Linked DNA regions of Homo sapiens: all the other regions are linked to region 3. The links are chromatin contacts, found by Hi-C or POLR2A ChIA-PET in ENCODE. All regions are on one chromosome and are shown on one strand. The core of a region is the stretch at or near the end of the contact, and the rest is flanking DNA. Distances in the headings are between cores, read along the strand shown.

What was found. A loop is a pair of places that touch in the nucleus more often than their neighbours do. ChIA-PET counts read pairs that join two places held with the same protein, here RNA polymerase II (POLR2A). Pooled maps may share reads with other maps.
Region 1: a loop to region 3 is called in a pooled map, with 4 times the contacts of the local background. The contact joins the promoter of MSI2-AS1 here to the enhancer-like site in region 3. A Hi-C loop is called at or near these places in 9 of 37 single-sample maps with no recorded cell type and 5 of 50 pooled maps. POLR2A ChIA-PET finds 5 or more read pairs at or near these places in 1 of 52 experiments (endothelial cell of umbilical vein).
Region 2: a loop to region 3 is called in a map with no recorded cell type, with 2.4 times the contacts of the local background. The contact joins two enhancer-like sites. A Hi-C loop is called at or near these places in 2 of 168 maps with a recorded cell type or tissue (aorta and endothelial cell of umbilical vein), 3 of 37 single-sample maps with no recorded cell type and 4 of 50 pooled maps. POLR2A ChIA-PET finds 5 or more read pairs at or near these places in 3 of 52 experiments (B cell, OCI-LY7 and activated CD4-positive, alpha-beta T cell).

What each region holds. Positions count from the first base shown.
Region 1 is chr17:57,605,432-57,609,943 of GRCh38, reverse strand. It overlaps MSI2-AS1 (MSI2 antisense RNA 1), which reads left to right and starts at 1,532. Exons shown (of 3, transcript NR_110807.1): 1 at 1,532-1,684; 2 at 3,586-3,691. All of the region lies in intron 8 of MSI2 (musashi RNA binding protein 2), which reads right to left. RefSeq lists enhancers at 836-1,428, 1,429-2,023, 3,556-3,805, 3,835-4,512.
Region 2 is chr17:57,529,226-57,534,209 of GRCh38, reverse strand. It overlaps MSI2 (musashi RNA binding protein 2), which reads right to left. Exons shown (of 14, transcript NM_138962.4): 7 at 4,486-4,534. Among named protein-coding and RNA genes, the nearest start is that of MSI2-AS1, 77 kb to the left of the region's middle. RefSeq lists enhancers at 195-384, 395-444. Within about 2 kb of position 3,514, at least 3 of the 41 ENCODE cell types and tissues checked have a DNase peak (open chromatin) inside an H3K27ac peak, as active enhancers do; they include OCI-LY7, where a contact is called at or near this core.
Region 3 is chr17:57,354,502-57,359,239 of GRCh38, reverse strand. The region is part of intron 5 of MSI2 (musashi RNA binding protein 2); the gene reads right to left. Among named protein-coding and RNA genes, the nearest start is that of MSI2, 100 kb to the right of the region's middle. RefSeq lists an enhancer at 4,239-4,288. Within about 2 kb of position 1,784, at least 23 of the 41 ENCODE cell types and tissues checked have a DNase peak (open chromatin) inside an H3K27ac peak, as active enhancers do; they include OCI-LY7, where a contact is called at or near this core.

The DNA.
Region 1 (4,512 bases), core at 283-2,782, 250 kb before region 3:
GGTCCAGACCCAGTACCTGTGTGCAGGGCTGGGATGTTAATCCCGATCTGCCTATAGCCCCAGCCCAAGCCAGGAGAGTGGGTGCTGTGGCCCTGCGTTACACCCTCTCCCTAGCGGGGAATGCTTAGCACTGGCTTTCAGAGGAGGTGCTGGAGCTTCTGCAAGAACAGCTTCCCTGCAGCTACTATGAGTGGCCACTCCTCCCCAGTGGATCCGAAGCCCTTGCAAAGGTAAGCTCACTGCCCTGGCATCTTTGGGGATGGTGGCTGGCAGTCTGAGGAGTATGCCAAGCTTTGGGAAGTAAAGGGCTTTTGTTTTTCCCTGGTCTCTGTACAAAAGAACCCAGTCAGCACGCGGCCTTGGGGCCCAGAGGGAAATCCAAGCCCTGGACCTGTGGCCTTGATGTACCATCCAGGACAAGGAAAGCCTGTTTGGCCTGAAGAGGCCAGTGTTTGCAGTTTCATTTCTCACTCCAAACAGGTCGTGTCTGAGACTGTTTAGTCCTCCAGAGGGAGAGGCCTATTTCGATGGATAAAATTCCCCAGTGCTCAGGTATCAACCTTGACCGTCTGACTGTCTGGCTAACAGAAAGGGGAGGGGAGCAGAGGGAGGAAAGGGCTCAGGAGGAGAGGAGGTCCTGCAGCTTCTAGGGTGGGTATCTGTCCTTCTGTGGCGTTTCCTAACAGACATAAGAGGCCTGACCTGGTCTTGCGCCTGATCAGCTTGACCTCTTCCCCAGCCAGGTTCTGGTGGGTTTGAGGCCAACATTGTTTCTCTGAAGATCCTCACCTCCGGACATTAGGCCCTGAGCCCTGCCCAGGGAGATGGTGAAGAGGAGGGGAGATGCTACTCAAGTGTAAAGTGTCTTGCCTAGAGCCTGACAGCTACACACATCTTGCTACTGAGGCAGGAGGGGTGAGCTTGGCCTCCAGAGACCACATGTCACACATACCTCCCTGCACAGCCCTCCTTTGCCATCCAGTGGCCACAGCCTTTTTTCTTCCTGGTCACTGCTCTCCTGCCCCCTCTGCCAATCACAAGCCTTTCTGGAGACCCCACAAAAAGCAGGACATTTTGTAAGGCTCTTGCAGGTTTATAATCAAGATTCGGGGAGACCCACCCTCAAGGAACTTGCAAAGCAAGGAAGATAAACACAAAACAAGCCCTTGATCAGAGTTCAACTCCTACTGTGTACCTGCACGGCACCTGGCCCTGAGTCAGCCTCACAGCAGAACGAACAGGGCCCATGACAAAAAGACGACAAGGGGTCCTTTGACCAACAATGACTAGGATTTGCAAGACGGCAACAAAGAGCAGAGCATTAGACCAGCGTGGGGGGCCTCTGAGGACAGGGCCAAGCGACGGCTCAGGCCTTACACCCAGGAAGCTGGCACTGCTGAGAGAGAGCTGTTGAATGTGTTGGAGAAAGAGGCTATGATGTAACAAGGAGAGGGGGTGGAACCCACCTAGGGGAGGTGAAGTGGCCCGGGGAGGGAAACGCAGGAACCTCGGCTGCCCTCCATGTGCAGCTCCCACTTGAGATGGGCATGTCACCATCACTCCTGCGTGAGCTTCAGAGAGCCAGGTCACCTCTACTCAGTTCTAACATCTGCTCCAGGGTTTCAATTCCATCCTGTTGCTCTTCTTGCCCAGGGCCAGAGGCCAAGATGGATTCCTGACTAGCGTGAGTATGTGGCCAGGTGAGGGCAAGGCCTTAAGAAGCCAGTAAGGGGCTAGGGGGTTGGTGAGGCAGCAATTGCACCCCTGTAAATCCTGGCAGCTGTGCTGGGAAGCCCTGGTCCTTCAATCTGGCAGGGGAAGGGTCCCTAACCACTCTGCAGTCCTTTTCCCTCACTGGTACAAGCCCTTCTGCTCCTTTGCAAACTCAGGTAGTCATATAGTTTGGATATTTGTCTCCGCCCAAATCTCATGTTGAAATGTACTCCCCAGTGTTGGAGGTGGGGCCTGGTGGGAAGCCTCTGATTCATGGGGGTGGATCCCTTGTGAATGGTTTGGGCCACCTGCTTGGTGATGAGTGAGCTCTTACTCGGAGTTGCTTAAAAATGTGTGGCACCTCCCTGCACTCTCTCGCTTGCTTGCACCTGCTTTCACCAAGCGACGTGCCTGTTCCTACTTTGCCTTCCTCCGTGAGTAAAAGCTCCCTGAGGCCCCACCCCAGAAGCCTAGCGATGTTGGCACCATGCCTGTACAACCCGCTGAACTGTAAGCCAACTAAACTTCTTTTTTAAATAAATTACCCAGTCTCAGGTATTTCTTTATAGCAACGCGAGAACGGCCTAACACAGACAGGCTTCCCAGCTGGTCACTGTGGATACTGGAAAGTGAGCGGAAGAGACCCTCCCTCCTCCCTTCTCAGACATCATAATCAGGCACTGTCCTTGTGGACAGGGACCAGCGTGTGGCCAAGCACCAGGGGACCTACTTGTAAATGATAACTTTCCTTGTTCTACTGCAAAAAGGTCCTCATGGATGTGGGACCTGCCCATGCAGTCTACAGAGGAAGGGGTTACTGTGCAAACAGAAATGGAGCTGCCAGCTTCCATAGGGAAAGGCAGGCAGCAGGAATGTCTACCTTCCAGGACACATGCATGTTATAAATGGCCCAGACCTGTTTGCAAAAGGCATTGAGAGACCTGTTAGATTTATAATCTTGACTCAGGAGGGTTACTCTGGGGAGGAAGGCACGCACTGTTTATTGAGTGCTATCCATAACTAGGCACAGCCACAACATCCTTGTAATTTTCATATATTACATAACATATACACATAATGGATATAAAGCACAGTGCCTGGCACACAGAAGTCCTCAAAGAATGTCCATGGTTGTCAACTCCCTCATTGCATGGAGCCTCATTTCCTCTGTGCGATGGCCTTACCCGCCTCGTAGTTACAGCAGAAAAGGACACAGAAGTTCTAAGGAATGACTTGCCCAAGGTCACAAAGCACAGTCAGAATCCAATCATAGACCCCCAGCTTCAAAACCCCTGCTCCCTCCTCTGGGTCTCTGGCTGCCAGCCACCCCCCCCCATCACCCCACCTCACACAGCCCTTCCCCACACTCTCCACCCAACCCTCAAGGCCTATCTGCGTCTAGTTCACAAAGCCTTTCCCGATGCTAGCTTCCACAACTGATCTCCTTACCACTTCCAGAATTAATTTCATCCATTGTTTCCTCTGCTCAGTGTTTTATTACAATCAGTGATGGCAAAGTAAAATAGGTCATAAACCAAAAATAAACATTAAGCATCTACTATTTACCAAGCAGCGGCTGGGTGTGGACACAGAAATGAATGTGGCTGAGATGTGGCTCTTCCCTCAGAGGTCCTCAGAATCTGGGCAATGGGTAGAGAGGAGCTGGTCCCCAATATCACCTGAGATGTACCCCAATAACTGCAGCCCCCACCCTGCCCAGATCTGAGAGTGGGTGCCTCCTAGTCTGTTATACGGCAGTCTAGCCTAGGGCTAAGGCTCCTGGCTTTAAATCTCTGTTCCACTTGCCGGCTCTCTGAGCTGAGACCAGCTGACTAACTTCTTTGCACCTCAATTTTCTCATCTCTAAAACAGTGACAGCTGTGCCTACCCCATAGGGCTCTCGGAGCTAATCCTACAAAGTGCTTGCACTGGATAAAGTTGGTTGAGTCACACCTTGCCCTCTCCACATGGAGCCTAGGTGAGTGCCTTTGAAGGTGATGAAGTCAGGTCACATCTGTGTTCACTGAAATCCCAGAATGGGGAGTGAAGAGGAAGAGAGAGAGCAGCAGCCTCCCCAGCACAGCAGATTCTTAGCACACAGTCATTGCCTTTCTCCCTAACCCTCCCTGCACCTGTCGGCCAGGTAGGTCCCATCTCCCTGCTTTCATCAGCAGGATGTGCAAAGAGAGCTTCCCAGGCCGCACTATTTGGGGAAAAAGCTGATGGTGGCAGCAGCAGCTGTCCTCCTTTTCATTTCTGGGAACCTGCAAGGGCATTTCAAAGTGGAAAGAAACCTCAGCCTCCAGCAGGTGCTCAGGTTCCGCCACAAGGCTGGAGGAGTGCTTACCCCAGGGCACGGTGGGCTGGGCCAGAGGCCCTGCGTGGGGCCTAACTTCATTTATTTAAAAGAGGGAGAAAATAAAAGGTATGGCTTGAGCCTTCTTTTCTAGGCAGAGGCAGCTGAAAGAAGAGGGCAAAGGAAGAACCAGGGACAGAACTCCCAGGCCCTGGGGAAACTAGAGTGAAACTAGAAGAGAAATTGGCAAGAGTCCAGGCAAGAGCCACGCTACTCTGGGCTTGGTCTCTGCAGCTGCATACGGGCGCAGACTGTTCATGCCCTGCCTTCTGCGCGGGGAAGAGGCAGAAGAGAAGGGGGGGCAGCCCCTCCTAGTGGTCTCCATGCTCCCCTCTCATGACCCTGCGCCCTGGGGGTGGAGTACGGGGACGCTGGTGGCAGCACGTTCAGAAAAGCCCAGAGGCACTGGGTGCTGAGATACTGAGGAGACAGACCACTGCCCT
Region 2 (4,984 bases), core at 2,265-4,764, 170 kb before region 3:
GAGTGTAAGAGCCTGAGCTCCAGGTCAGACAGGCTGGGTTTACGTCCCAGCTCTGCTTTCACCAGTGTGAGACTCTGGGCAGCTCGGTTCACCTATGGCTGTCTGTCATCAAGGTTCAATGGTAGGTGCCAGCACTGTGCTAAGCACTTGGTGTTGTAAGTGCTCAGAAAGTGTTGGCTGTTTCTATCAAGATTGCTAACATGGCCTGCTTAGACAGCAACAGAACTCCACACACCATCACAGTGGGTGCTGTGTCAGGATGCTTAGATCCCCTTCAGGAATGAAGGACCTCCTTCCCAGTGGCTGGGAGTGCTGCTGGAAGATAGTCCCCAGCTGGAAGTCCCCTCCAGGATTTCCCCAGGGGAAGCCCAGGTCACATCAGCCTCACAGGGTGGGCTGCACCCAATGACAGGCCAGCGTGCAGGCATCAAGGATGGCACTCCCACCCCAGCTGGGGACCCCTGAAGAACCACCCCATTACAGAAGGGCATCGCAAGTCAGCTTCTCCCTCTGCCCTCTCCTGATCAAGAGCACTTCTGGATAAACCTCCCACTTGCTAATCCCTTCCTAGAGTTGCTTCCCAGGGAACCCAACCTGCAACAACTGCCCATTCCCTCCCCTAGTCACAAAAACAGCAAAGGAATTCATCTTGAACATTCTCACAGTTAAAAAGCTAAAGGCCAGAAACATACTTCAGGTCCTGGGGCTCATCAATCCCAGGTCTCTTATTTTTTAGAGGAAGAACCTGAGATGCTCAGAGGTCAGGGAATGTGCCCCCAGGAAAAATGTCATGGGAGCAGCAGAAGCTGGAGGAAGGCCCATCTGCAAGGAGAAAGGTGAGAGCCCCCACATCTCCAGGGCTCCACCCACTGTGAGTCAAAGACTGAACGTGGGACCCTCTTCCTGCTTGCAGGGTGGAAGACATACATTGCGGGAGGCTCATTCTCTCCTAGGTCCTGGGTTCTCTCCCATGGCACTAGTGAGCCCCAGGCTGGTGCTCCTGTGGATGGGAGATACAAGCTGCCGCCATGCAGATGGAACTGAGGGCATCCCTGCCCCAACAGAGACCAACAGGGAGCAGGGACAGGAGGTGACCAGTGGGGTCAAGGAGTGGAAATTCTGCCCTGACCTGTGGCTCCTAACAGCAAGTGGAGACTGAATGGGCCCTGGGAGCCTGGCCCACCTGACGCTCATCAGATGTTAAGCCCAGTTCCCTGTGGTTATCCCCGAGCAGCAAATGTCACACAGCTCATGTCACACAGCTCCAAGGACACACAGGTAGCTGTCAAAATTCCTGGGGTAAGGATGAGTTGAGGCCCCAGGCTGCCCCACAGGGCTGGGCTAGGAGTCTGAGGACAAGTGCTGAGCATGTGCTGTGACAACACCTCTGGGTCGATGGTCTGGGCCTCTTTAAGAAGAGAGCTGGAGGCGGCGCCAGCCAGGGAGATGTCCTCAACTTCTGCCACTGCAGCACTTTCCTCTTGATAAGATCATGGACAGCAGGAACCGAGGAGGTGAAGGTAAGTTTGGGGCAAGGTGGCTGCATGAGGATTTTACTTCCTTGTGCTTATCACCTGACTCCAAATGTGCACTCCATCAGGCCACAGATGTGGGGCCGGCTCGCTCCATATATATGATCTGTGCCTCTGCTGTGATATGTTCTTCTTTTTGAAAAACAAAAATTTTTTTTCACTCTCTTCAATGTTCTAAATGCAGTGAAGTATTACACCAACTTTAGCACCCAGTTCAAAGAGAAATGCCTCCTCCGGTATCTTGAGGGGTTGGAACGTGTGTATGGGCCGCTGCTCCCACCCACACAGAAACGACATTGCAGAGTGGGAGGGCCCTGGATGAGAGGGAGGGCAGTGGGATGGCGGCTCTTCCCTGCTGAGGCTTCCTGGCATGTCTCTGCCCTCCACAGGCTGCAGCCCCTCAGGCCAGCTTCTCAATCATCTTTGAATAGGAGGCCCTGCCTTTCCTCTAGTTCTGGGCTCCACACATTTTAGAGTTGGTCCTGCCCCCACTGCAGGCATCTTCAGCTCTGGCAGGTCCGAGGGTGCTAGCAGAGGTTCTGGCTTGGCTGGGGGCAGGAGTGTGCATGCACCAAGGCCCTGCCCACGCTCCTTCCTGCCAGTGCCCACCAGGACTCCTGGAGAGCCAGCAATGATGTCCCGAAGCCATTCTGAGCAGCGGGCCTTCCAACAGACCATCCTCCACCTCACAACGGGCAAAAAACTCTTCCCACGCCCGTCCCAGACGAACCGCCACCCCATCTCTGCGGCCCAGCACTTTCCTTTCTCCCTTTTGGAAAAAGGGAAGAGGCTTCACCCACAGCAACAGGGATCTGGTTAAAAATAAGAGAGGACTTTTCCCGGCACATCCTCTGGGCCTTCACCCAGAAGTCCAAAGTCCGGTGTTTCAACCCCACCTCTGCCATGACCAGCCCTCTCCCTGCCCGGCTCTGAGAGTTAATGAGACGATACCAGTGTGAGCCCCCAGCACAGGGCTTGACACACAGCAGATCAAAAAATACTTTCACTGATTTTCAAAATAAAAGGACAACAGTATCACCTGGGGGCAACTCTGGAATCTCCCAGGACTATGAATTCTAACACTGAACACCAGGTGCCAAACTCAAATGGGCATCACCCACCCTGAAAATAAATAGCTGGCAGTGCTCTTTTTAACAAATGCATTCCCATCTGGACACAGCAGAGAAACAGCAGAATTTGAAATCAATAGTCCTGAGACCCTGCTCAGCCATGGGTCTCTCAGTTGCCTCCTCTGAGCCTTGGTTATTTTTCCAACCGGACGGAGGTGATGATAACGCTAATAATAAGAGCTAACATTTACGCACAATTGACTAGATGCTTGGCATTACACTCTCCGAGCAATCCTGTGAGGAGGTTCTATGATTACCCCCATCCTACAGATGAATAAACTGAGGCATAAAGAAGTTAAGTGATTTTTCCCAATGTCACAACAACCCTCCAGGGGCTGCTGTGAAGGTCACATTAGGAGATGCATCTGGAAGTCCGGCTTGGAAACCATAAAGCTAGATTGACAGAATGTGGATGATGATGGAGGATAATCCTCAATTGCCCACCACGGGCACCACCTTCATCTCACTCACTGGGCTCTCACTCCCCAGCAATGCAGTGGACAAAATCGATCATTCCACACCTGCATGCCCCTCCTTTCTCTCCCTGCTTCTCCACTGCTCCCCACCCTCCACCCCCTGCCATCTCTTCCCTCCATAAATACCACTTGACACCACTGTTGTGCACCCAATGCTCCATTCTCCCATTCTGAGGATGCTGTAGAGGGATGCATTTGAAGCCAGATTACCAGACGCACTCAGGATATCCCCCTCCTTCTCCCAGCCCCGCCAGCAATGATTCCCACTCCACTCCTTCTTGCCTTTCACTCACTCTGCCTTCTCCAAACAGGAAAGACATACAGTCAGTGCTGGGTAACTGTTTCTAATCACAGGTGACAGCAGGAATGTAAACAACACAGGAAACATCTAAATGCGATCCAAGTGGCAAGGAAATGCTGCTCACTCACAGGCTCCCTCCCTTGAGGGCACCAGCACACCATTTCCTGCCACCCCCTTAGGAAGCTCTGCTCATTAACACCCTGTTAATAGGAACCCCAGAAACCTGAGCTTCCGGAGAACAGAACACTAAGTCATCACCTCCTTTGACTCTGCTACCTCCAGGGAGGACTTTTCTAGATGCCTCCAATTTTTCTGTTTAAAGCAATAAATTTAATGTGTTCTTTTTGGGGAAGGAAGAGACTAAGGGCAGGGCCAGAGACCCTTTTGAGAATTTGTCCAAACCTAGGGATCTTCACCCAAGAAAAGTATAAACATATGACATTTTGCATGTCATTGCAGAGGTTCATAGACTCCAGGTTAAGACCCATTTTTTGTAAAGTGGATGGGACAGAAGCAGCACAGGGAAAAACACAATTAAGTACAGATGCCCTCTACACATTCCAGAGGCCCCACGGAGCATTCCCAAGGCTGTAATCACTACACACCCAACGAACCTACAATGTTTTATTTTGATTTTTTGGCTCTTTAGATTGACAGTCTGCTCCTAAAGAACCTCCTTCAATACAAATTGATAACTCAATTGAGTCACTGCTGTGAATAATTTCCACTTGGATCGCTTAGTGCCGAGGTTAGCAAGGGACCCAGAAAGGCAGGATTAGAGAGGTACATCTGAATATGTGTGTCAGGGATGGCTGCATAACTAAACAGGAGTTCCTAGGCCAGAAGGAAATGGTTTTTCAGCTATCCAGTACTGGAACTCTTTGTGCTACTGGGACTCTCCGTGAATAAAGATCTTCAATGGATGGTCACCTCTACCTGCTTGACTCTGGACTCTTCACTGTATCTTTTGTCAGTGGGACTGGGGATGACAGACAGAGAGGCCAGGAGAGGGTGAACGCAACCCTCTTACACTGGGGTAATCTTACCTCTGTGCCTGTTGGTAGTTTTATCAAACATCAGCATTGCATCTTCCACCTGCAAAACAAATATAGAATACAGGCTGCCTTAGGAATTTTAAGAAAGTACACAAAACATTATATGCATGTCGGGGGGTGAGGGGGTAGTTTCCATTACAGAAGTAATAGTTGCTTATCAAAAAATATTTGAAAATGCAAAAAAGTAGAAAGAAAAAAAAACAGTGGTCTTTCCACTCCACACCGTTGTATACAGTTAACATTTTATATAGTTCCCTTTAGTGTCTGCTTTTTATTTTTTGAGACAGGGTCTCACTCTGTCACCCAGGCTAGAGTGCAGTGGCACCATCACGGCTCACTGCAGTCTCGACCTCCTGAGCTCAAGCAATCCTCCTGCCTCAGCTTCCTGAGTAGCTGGGACTACAGGCATGTACCATCATGCCCAGTTATTTTATTTTATTTTTTTAGAGACAGGGTCCCACTATGTTGCTCAGACTGGTCTTGAACTCCT
Region 3 (4,738 bases), core at 535-3,034:
CCATGAGACCCAGACAGCTTGATGGGCTGGCTCTCAGCAGAGATGTGCCCCACTCCCCAAACCCAAGCAGTGGGACCTAGGGGATTTGGGGAATCGGAGAGAGTGCATAAGATGCAGGGTCATTCCTCCGGGAGTGGCGGGAGAAAGGAAGGGGCCCCTGCCACTGGGATGGCAGGACCACCTGTTCACCTGCTCTGCTGAACAGTTCCCATTCTCCCACCCAAGTTCTGGCCAGCAATGGCATCAAGAGACTTTTGTGGGTGAACAGAGTTGCCCTCTATAAAACCAATCGCAAAGTATAAGGAACAGCCCTCTATAAAACCAATCTCAAAGTATGAGGAACACTCCTCAAAAGATGATACGTTGCTAGGGCTGGGCCCTAGCAACATATCATCTTCGATTTCACCTACAATCTTCTTGACCATATTTACATTTTAACATGTACAACACTTTAGGTACAGACACTTCTATAAAACTGTTAGAAGTGCAATGAAAATCAGCACTTCTTTTATTTGTCCTAAAATTATTTTCCTCAAACCTTGTACTTATGGTTTTCATGGAATTTGTGTGACCTTCCCTCTTTTAACCTCACTGGGCCATTTCATTTGCACAATGAAAGCTTTGATCTAACAAACCTCCAAGGCCCCCTCCAAACGCTAATGACTAGGATCTCACATCCCATATTCACCTTTCTAATACATCACTTTCATACTCAACCTTCTCCAATCTCACTTTTCCAAAAGATCCTTGTACTAGTGATGACTTTCTAGGATGACCATTAGTCCATAAGATGCCTTTGCATGAATCAGAAAAAGATGCTTCCTTCCTTCAAATGGACGCAGCCTGGCCTCAGAGCCTTGAGTCATTCAAGGTGTTACCTGGCAAGCCCTTAACCTTAAATATCATTGCAATCTTCAGAAGAGCCAGCTTCAGCCCATGAATGCAACCACCCAGGAGAAAAAATGCCTGAAGGAGTCATTCTGGTTTTACAGGTACAAATGCTGTCCATAAACACACACACACACACACACACACCCCCCCACACACACAGAAAAACCCACGAAGATCTTTCTCTTCTTCCCTCTGCCCTCAACTTTTCACTGATGCTTTTCTTTAAGGGCAAATAGTTGCCAAGGTCTATAACTGCAAGCTTTGCAACTCCCCGTGGGAGCCAAGCCTGCCAAGTGTGGTGCCTCAAATAGCAGCCCCCAAAGCTGTGGGGTTCACTGAGTATCATTCAAGACAGAAGCAGGAAAGCATGTGTGTGACCACAAGACCTCAGAAAGGAGATGGGGCTGTACAGAGATCCTGGCTGGATGATCAAGTCACTAAGGTCAAAGGTAAGGGCAAAGACTCAGTCAAGAGAAACAACAGAGCACCTTCAGCTCATCAAAAAAAAAGATTAATGTATTAATCGGAACACTAAGCATTTCTCCCTTGAGTATTTTCTCTTCCTATTTACTGATCAAATCTTTGTGAATGAAAGCACAATCCTCTTACTGGATCAAGAACGACACATACACAAAAGCCCCTCAACTGAAAAATCAAGTCGGGCAGGTCATGATTTCACCTTTATGTGAACAGGATGCAACCACAAAGGCCTGGATAGGGAGCTGGTGGCGCAGCTCCCACCAGCGTCATCGTTAATAAGTAAGCAGCAGCGGCCTATGCAAAGCTCTCCTCGCCCTGGCAAGCACACTGACCAGGTCTGAGCAGGCACGACCCAGCGGTGCCAAGAAAGCACAAGGTCTGGGGCAGAGCAGGAGGGAGGGGAGGTGTCTGTGTGCTGCCGAATGAAGCTCAAGTGGCTGGATCCAGCTCCGAAGGCCAGAAGCTCTAAGCAGCCCCTTCTACACCACACCACCCACTTCCTAATGTTGTTTTTCCCACCGGCGGTGGACTCTGACTCTGGGTGGCCTTGGGGGTCCTGGAGCTTAAGACCATGCAGAAGCTGTCACTCGGGAGACCAGAAGTTCAGAAGTAGGAGCTGCAGCCGCCTGGGTCTGTGGTTCTTGGCTGCCCCGAGAGGCAGTTCCTCTGCTTGGGGAGAAAGCAGGGTCTTTGTGGCAGTGAACAAGGCTGTCCTCAAGGAGAAACGGGGCCAGAGCTGCTTTGTTTTCTCAGGAAGGCCTGAATCATTAAGGAGAGAGCAAGCTCTCGAGCACACAAGATGAGAACAAATCAGCCCCGAGAAGCGGGGAAGGGTCTACTGAATGGGCCCTGGGCAGCTGGCCTGGGAGGTGCAATGTTGGAGCGTCTCAACCGGTCCAAAATAACCACACCAATTTGCACACGAATAAGCAAACACAAAACCCCAAAGCGAGGACATTCAAAACCGAAAGCAGCTGCTAATCACCTGTTTAATTTTTTTTTTCTTAAATTAGCTGCAACGAAGAATTTTCAAACTCTCAAATACAATACACGGCTTAACATTTTCATACACCTGTAAAACCAGTAAGTTAAATCCCATTACAAAAGACTCCAACTTATAAAGGAGCAGTTCAAATACAGTTCTTATCAAATATAAACAATGGAAAATGATTTAGGCATAAAACATCAGTCACTGGAAATTAACATTTGAAAAAAATTTTTTTACATAAAAACCATCTGTGTATTGAGATGGTGCACTCTGCTAAACCACAGGCCTAATTAGGAAACTAGGAACCAAGGCATTACAGAGCAATGCATTAAGTTTTGTGTGTTTTCGTCTTTGGGGGAGGGGGGATCTTGCTGAAATCTTATCAATACTGTGTTGTTCTTTCTTCTCTGTACATCTAAAATGATGTCTATGTCGGATTGCTAAGAGTGCTTTTGGCTGACAGACAAAACACAACTTGTCTTAGTCTGGGGTGGTTCTCCCTGCTGACGTCCCCACCCAAGGATAATCTGCTTAAGAGTCCAACCAGGGCATCAAAGTTATCAAGAAGATAAAAATGAAGAAACATGCCCGCCAAAAAAGAAGTTATGCAAAGAGGGGAGATCTGGTATGTGTGGGTAGTAAGGTCCAGAATTAAACCTTTCTTTCCCCGTCACTCTCTTTCCTAAGCAAAAGATTAAAAAAGACTGGCCAGGCACGGTGGCTCAAGCCTGTAATCCCAGCACTTTGGGAGGCTGAGGCGGGCAGATCACCTGAGGTCAGGAGTTCGGGACCAGCCTGGCCAACGTGGCGAAAACCCAACTCTACTAAAAACAGAAAAAATTAGCTGGGCGTGGGGGTGGGTGCCTGTAATCCCAGTTACTTGGGAGGCTGGGGCAGGGAGAATTGCTTGAACCCGGGAGGCAGAGGTTGCAGGGAGCTGAGATTGTGCCATCGCACTCTAGCCTGGGAAACATAGCCCATGTCCTAGCCTGGGAAACATAGCCTATGTCATCTAAATGCCACTTTACATCTTCCAAAGTATTTGATGGATATCTTAGTTGATGCACCCAGCTCAGAAACTAAGTCTCAGAAAGGTTAAATGGCACATCCAGGGTCACAGAGCAAGTTATTAAAAGGTGAGCCAGAGTCTGGAACCCGCCAGGCCCTGCCTGCCCCCATGGCCTCTCAAAATAGCATTGCCAGAACAAGGGAGGGGGTTTGGCCCAACCCTCAGAGCAAAAGAATCATGTGGTCATGATCAGTGGTAACCACGAAAATCAGCATGTGATTATAATTCAGGAGTCTGTGTTTTGAGGGTAAAGACACCAGTTCCACTTGAGTTTTGGCACGCATCCCTAACAGAAAGGTCTGAGGCAGAAAAGGAAGAGAAAAATAAGGGAGACCAAAGAGGACAGACCAAAGCTGGACATACACTGTTGTGTCTGTTCAGCACCCCTGTCTTCAGGGAACCTACCCAGTTCCAAGGGACTATCCATCACAGACTGGTCCAAGGGCTGGACCTGTGACCTAAGCAAGGCCAATCAGGGAACTTTCCTGACAGTGATATGCAGATGCTGAAAGAAAGCAGTACTATTTCCATGGGAGCTGCCAAGCTCCTATGTGCATCCAGAATCCTGACGGCCACTTCACCAACTCATGGAAAACATTTACGTGCAAAAGGAGTGAATGAGGCCAACCCACAGAGAAAAGGAGAGAGGAGAGATGAGGGACAGAGAGAGCCATGGTGACATCACCGGAGCCCTGGGACCAGCTGTGACAAAACCAGGAAAACTCCTGGACTTTACAGTTATGTGGGCCAAGGTATTCTCCTTTCTGGTTGGGTTCCTTTGAGTTGGGTTATTTGAAACCAGAAGGATCCTGACTTATGACACAGAAGACAATCTTAAAAATATGCTGGTCACAGACTCCACATTTTTCAGACTATCTTTATTTTCAACACTCAGTTTTGTGGCCCCATAAAACCACTTCCACTCTTGCCTTCTAGAGTCTACTCTGCCCAGCAGCTAGAGAGATCTTCTCCAACAGTTAATCATACTGCATCATTCTCTGGCTGCTCGAATCCTTCCAACAACATCCCATCGCATGCTCCTTTGTATTAATACAAGCTCCCAGGCTCCTTGTATCTGGCCCCTGCCTCTCTCCTCAAACTCCTCTCCCACCCCCTTCCTCATCACACCCTCTCTGCTCTCACCTGCACTTCCTGGAGGTTCACACTTATCAAGCTTTCTCCTATCTCAAGATGTTGCCTCTGCTGCTGCCTCACCTAAAGTTCTGGCGACCATTCCCTCCCTTAGTTCAGATCTCTATCCAAATATCACCTCCCAGAGAGACATCCTTTAAACACCCCTCCCCCACCTG